Linked DNA regions of Homo sapiens: region 2 is linked to region 1. A link is an interaction called in ENCODE POLR2A ChIA-PET data of the cell type or tissue named here. Cell type or tissue: PC-9. All regions are shown on one strand. Each heading gives the region's core, and the rest is flanking DNA. Links, peaks and the distances in the headings are about the cores only.

What was found. Peaks named below come from ENCODE experiments on the same cell type or tissue, not always from the same donor. Only the 100,000 strongest peaks of a DNase experiment are listed, where the experiment ranks them.
Region 2: POLR2A ChIA-PET joins it to region 1 with 22 read pairs; 3 of 35 experiments call an interaction of 5 or more read pairs at or near these places.

Annotation. Positions count from the first base shown.
Region 1 is chr16:19,290,104-19,293,015 of GRCh38, forward strand. The region is part of intron 1 of CLEC19A (C-type lectin domain containing 19A); the gene reads left to right. Among named protein-coding and RNA genes, the nearest start is that of CLEC19A, 5.8 kb to the left of the region's middle. In PC-9, for the core only: no CTCF peak of the experiment used is centred there; a DNase peak (open chromatin) is centred at 1,518.
Region 2 is chr16:19,182,528-19,185,439 of GRCh38, forward strand. It overlaps SYT17 (synaptotagmin 17), which reads left to right. Exons shown (of 8, transcript NM_016524.4): 5 at 1,001-1,620. LOC124903658 (a long non-coding RNA gene) reads right to left here and starts at 1,533. Exons shown (of 2, transcript XR_007065012.1): 1 at 936-1,533. RefSeq lists an enhancer at 2,119-2,912. In PC-9, for the core only: no CTCF peak of the experiment used is centred there; a DNase peak (open chromatin) is centred at 1,844; H3K27ac peaks cover 1,503 bases.

The DNA of each region.
Region 1 (2,912 bases), core at 284-2,783:
AGGTGACAATTTATTCCTTTAAAAAGAGTGGGGGTGGGGGGGAGCCCTGAGTTCCACTGATGTGTTTTCTTTTCCTAACAAGCTCAGAACTCCCAAAGGCTTTGACCCCCCACCCCAGCTGGGAGACCTTGGGGGCCTCTGATGTTGCTAATTGAAGGAAAAGACCATGTGGTTTGGCCTCCTGGTTTCCAGAGCAACAGCCCCTTTGTGCATCCCCTCCCCTCTGCCTCTCTCCCTCCACTTCCCCTCCCCCACCACCAGTCTCATCTCTTCCCTCTTCTCCTTCTCAAGTTCCCGGCCATGCTAAACCATTTCTAATTCTCCAAAGCTCCATTCTCTCTCACACCTCCAGACCTCTGCACACACTGTGTCCTCCCCCCGGAACACTCTTTCTCTAACTCTTGTTCATCCTCCGGGTCTCAGTTGAGACAGCACCTCCTCTAAGAAGCCTCCCAGATCTCCAGGTCTGGGTTATGTTCCACTTTTAGGTGTTCCTGTGGCAACACCCTCTTTTCCCCCATCCAGGAAGGGAACTCATGACGCCGTGTCATAATCACCTATGGGATCCTTGAAGATGGGGACAGGGCAGCCACCAATTCAACTAGGGAGAGAAAGGGGCAAACAGCCAGTTTCTAAAATAATCGAGGGGGCTGCTCCCTGAAGTTTTTGCTGGCATGATACACATCCACAAATTACATGCTAATGACATCTTTATTTTTGCTCCTTTTTCTTTTTCTTTCTTTCTTTTTTTTAGAGACAAGGTCTTGCTCTGTTGCCCAGGCTGGAGTACAGTGGTATGGTCATAGCTTGCTGCAGCCTGGAACTTCTGGGCTCAAGTGATGCTCCCTCTTCAGTCTCTTGAGTAGCTGGGACTACAGGCATGTGCCACCACATATGGCTGATTTACAAAAAGTGTTTTTGTAAAGGTGGAATCTTGCTATACTGCCCAGGCTGGTCTCAAACTCCTGGCCTCAAACGATCCTCCTGCCTTTGCCTCCCAAAGTCTGGGATTACAGGCATGAGCCACTGCACCTGGCCTGTGCTTATTTTTCTTAGGTTTGGTCTTCATAGACCATAAGGCTCATGAGGTCAGAAGGCGCATCTGTGTAGTATACCACACAGTATCTTCAGCTTGTAACCTACTGCCTGAGACCAAGTAGGTGCTCAAATAGTACTTGTTGAATGGATAAAGGAATTAATGAAGGACCAGACCATCAAGATTGGAGCAAAAGGAAATGGGCTTAAATGCAGTAGGACTCTCTAGGTTTGGAGCTAGACAGGCTGGCTTCAAATCCCAGCTGGGAGCTGTGCGATCTTGGGCAAGTTGGCCAACCTTTCTGTGCTCTGGTTTCTTCATCTGTGAAGTGGGGGTGATAGTGGCACCTACCTGGTAGGATGTGTGAAGATTGAGTGTATTTTTCTGTATCAAGCATTTAACACAATGCCTGGCACACAGTGAATGCTGAGTCAGAGTTGGCGCTGATTGTTGTGTTGCCATGGTTACCTGACTGTCAAGCTATAAAGCTAAAGAAATCCCTTCACAAGAGACAGATTAGCAGAGGCTGGCTTGGGGTCAGGCTGATGAAAGGCCTACTATTCCCAATTCCTTAAACCCAAGAGGTAAAGGAGGAGGGGGAAATGCCGTGCAGGCTGGAGTTAATGATCGTTTTGGTGCAAGCCAGCGCTCTTTTCCACCTCCCAGGTCCTCACAATTAAAGGCCTTTGCCTGCCCTGTTGGAAAGGGGAGTAATTGAGCAGTGACCTGTCACAGCCCCATTTTCTGGTGTGTTTCACCCCTGGCATCCATAACCACCAAATTACTCAGTGGAGAAAACCTAAAGGACCAGAATGGGGAGGTGGGGTGTAAATGGCTCAAGGAACTTGTTTTCCACTCTGGGAGGAGCAGACAGGGTTGGAGGCAGGGGTTCTTTTTGAAATATCCACAGTCTTTAAGACCAAGGACCCTTTTCCCCTTCTCACTCCACTCAGCCCCTTTCATTTAATTAATTATTAATTCCTCTTTGCCAGGCTCTGTTCAGTGAGAAAATGAATGAATGAATGAATCAGTAATTCTACAGGCTCCATCTTTCAGTCTGGCACACTGTAGACCAGGGCTTCCCAGATTTTCACATTCACAAGAATCACCTGGGGCTCTTATGAAAATGCAGACTCCGATTTGGAAGGCCTGGGGTGGGGCCTGGGAGTCTGAAGGTCCCAGGGGATGCTGAGGTTGGCCTTCGTAGCAATCGTTGTCCTAAACAATATGCAAAACCAGGATCTGGCAACCTCTGCTTTCAGGACTTGGTTAAAAAAACTCCAGGAATGCCATCGCAGTGTCAGGACTCCTGGTTTCAAAGGCATGAGTTATGCACACAGCCTTCTCACCATTTTCCCAAGAGGCTGCCCTCAAGAAGTGGTGTTTGATTCCCTACATGTATTTATGCATTCAAGCCCAGTCATTGTGCACCTACTACGTGCCAAGGCACCAGAGGAAGAGGAATGATCACAACAGATGCTGATGGGGATAGAGGAGGAATGTGTGAATGTTGAGGTGCAAGGGGCTCTAAAAGCATTTATCAGAGGCTCCTACCTCATCTTCCCTGAATAAGTCACTGCAGCAGAGACTCAAAGGAGAAACAGAATTGGCTGAAGTCAGGTCAAGGGAATTATCTGCAAAGGTCAGAACATGTCTTTGAGAAATGGCAAAAGTGTGGGCAAACCTGGAGCACAGAGTAAGGAGGGGGTGAATGACAGAGAATAAGCTAGGGGCAAGCAGTTCCCAAAGGCAAAGGGAACACCTGTGAGGTTTCAGGGAAATGAGGTCAGGCTGTTCCAAGGAGGAAGAATGCCTCTGGACCTGGGAGGTGAGACAAAGCAGGAAGAACAGCTAAAAGGTGTTGAGAAGGTCTTCA
Region 2 (2,912 bases), core at 300-2,799, 110 kb before region 1:
TCTTTCTATGGACAGTGTGGGCCTAGGTAATTTCTAAGTCTCATGCCCAGCTCTGAACACAGGTTATCTCCATTTAGCATACATCTATCAGAGTACCTCCCATGCCTCTGGCAAATGTCTCATAAAGACAACTGTTTGGGCAATTAGCAAGAATGCCATGAGCTCATTGCTAGAAGAGAGGGATGTGCAAAGGTTGGAATAATGAACTTGGGATCAATGCATTCTGCTGGTTCATGGAAGGGAGAGAGGCGGCCCGTAAGCGGTGAGGTTTGAATATGAACCTTGAAGAAGTACAGTCGTTCCCATTTATTGGTCTGTGCCTACGGGCACATTCTGTGCCATGCTCTTTTCATGCCCTGGCTCAGTGAATCTTCACCACATTCTTTGAGGTAGGTGCCGTTATTGACTCTATTTTACTGATGGGAAAACAGAGTCCCAGAGAGTCAAAAGAATATGCCCGGAGTCACATGGCTCACTGGTAATGAGTACACGAGTAGTGAGTAAGTGGCTGAGATGGAATTCCACCCAGGCACTCTGGTCCCAGAGCTCACTCTCTTAAAGTGGAGACATCGTAGGATAATGGTTAGAGCCAGACTCTGGGGTCAGCTAGACCAGCCTGACCCCTGGCTCCTACACTTGCAAGTGTGTGACCTTCAGAAAGTTACTTAAAGCTTCTGTTTCCTCGTCTATAAAGTGGGGATAATAGTAATTATCTAATAATTCAAGGGGATGTGAAGATTGTGATTGCACATATGCGATGATGTAGTGTACACAGTCCATTAGAGCAGTGCCTGGCACTTAGCTGCTGTGATGATGGCAAGGTGTCAATAGTGCCACCAAACTATCTGTCACAGAATCAGTGAGTATTTCAGAGTGTGGAGAAAGATGGCAAAGGTCATTCTGAAGCAGAGTAAACAATGCAAGAATCTGCTTACCTGCAAAGTGGCCCAGGTCTGCCCCGTATGTGGCTGTCTTCATTGTTATTTCTGGTGGCTCTCAGGTCTTGAGTCAAGACGTCCCAGCTCTCCACTCATCGATATTAAACCCATCGAGTTTGGCGTTCTCAGCGCCAAGAAGGAGCCCATCCAACCTTCGGTGCTCAGACGGACCTATAACCCCGACGACTATTTCAGGAAGTTCGAACCCCACCTGTACTCCCTCGACTCCAACAGCGACGATGTGGACTCTCTGACAGACGAGGAGATCCTGTCCAAGTACCAGCTGGGCATGCTGCACTTCAGCACTCAGTACGACCTGCTGCACAACCACCTCACCGTGCGCGTGATCGAGGCCAGGGACCTGCCACCTCCCATCTCCCACGATGGCTCGCGCCAGGACATGGCGCACTCCAACCCCTACGTCAAGATCTGTCTCCTGCCAGACCAGAAGAACTCAAAGCAGACCGGGGTCAAACGCAAGACCCAGAAGCCCGTGTTTGAGGAGCGCTACACCTTCGAGATCCCCTTCCTGGAGGCCCAGAGGAGGACCCTGCTCCTGACCGTGGTGGATTTTGATAAGTTCTCCCGCCACTGTGTCATTGGGAAAGTTTCTGTGCCTTTGTGTGAAGTTGACCTGGTCAAGGGCGGGCACTGGTGGAAGGCGCTGATTCCCAGTTCTCAGGTAAGGGATGGGTTTGTGGTGTTTCCTCCTGGGAGCTTTTTTAAAAAGTGATTATTTTTATTTTATTTTACTGTTTAAAAGGCTTTTTTGGATTTTTAAAACTTTTTATTTTGAAATAATTTTTGACTCACAAGAGGTTGCAAAAATAGCAGAGAGTTCCTGTGTCCTCTTGATCCAGCATGATAGCATCTTACGCAACCAGGAAATAGATGTTGGTAACTAACCTAGAGCTTACTCAGATTTCAGTAGTTTTTTTTTTTTTTTGAGACGCTCTGTCACCCAGGCTGGAGCGCCGTGGCGTGATCTTGGCTCACTGCAAACTCCACCTCCCAGGTTCACGCCATTCTCCTGCCTCAGCCTCCTGAGTAGCTGGGACTATAGGCGCCCGCCACCACGCCCTGCTAATTTTTTTGTATTTTTTTTTTTTTTAGTAGAGATGAGGTTTTCCGTGTTATCCAGGATGGTCTCGATCTCCTGACCTCAAGATTTCACTACTTTTTACATGCATCACTCATGTGTGTGTCTTTCTGTGAAAATTTATCACATGTATAGATTCCTGTAACCACCACCACTCTGGAAGCCTTTTTTAAATCATCGATGCTGAGTTATTTAATAAGGAGAATGATTGCACAGGGTATAAAGCTATCAATCATTTTGACTTTCAGAAATTGATTTTTTTGGGGAAAAAGTGAAGGCTGGAAAACAGGATGATGCATGGATGTTTTTCAGGCCAACTGTTAGATTGGCTTCCTTCCCCCTGTCCAGCCCAGGGAAATGTGGTTGGCTGCTCGGGAAGCCACCCACGGACCAGGCTGTGTCTCCAGTCGGCTGTTGTGCATTCCTGCATATTAGAGGGTAACTGTCTACCCATTGTAGGTAGAAGGATGTGGGGAGCCCAAGGAAAGGAAAAGACCCAGCCACTCCTTCCTCCTTCCCTCCCTTCCCGCTTCTCTCTTCACTCCCTCCCTCCCTTCCTTCCCTGCTACCCTCTTCCCTCCCTTTCTCCCTCCTTCCCCTCCTTCCTCCCTCCCCTCCTCCCCTCTTCCCTTCCTTCTCTCCCTGTCCTGTGGGATGGCTGTTGTAGGAACAGGGACGGGAGATGGAGAAACAGGGGAGGGGGCTTTGGCCACCATGAGGTCAATAAGAGCTGCCTTCCAGGCCAGGCGCAGTGGCTTACGCCTGTAATCCCAGCACTTTGGGAGGCTGAGGCAGGAGAATCACTTGAGTCTAGGCGTTCAAGACCAGCCTGGGCAACACAGTGAGACCCCGTCTCTACAAAAAACAATTTAAAA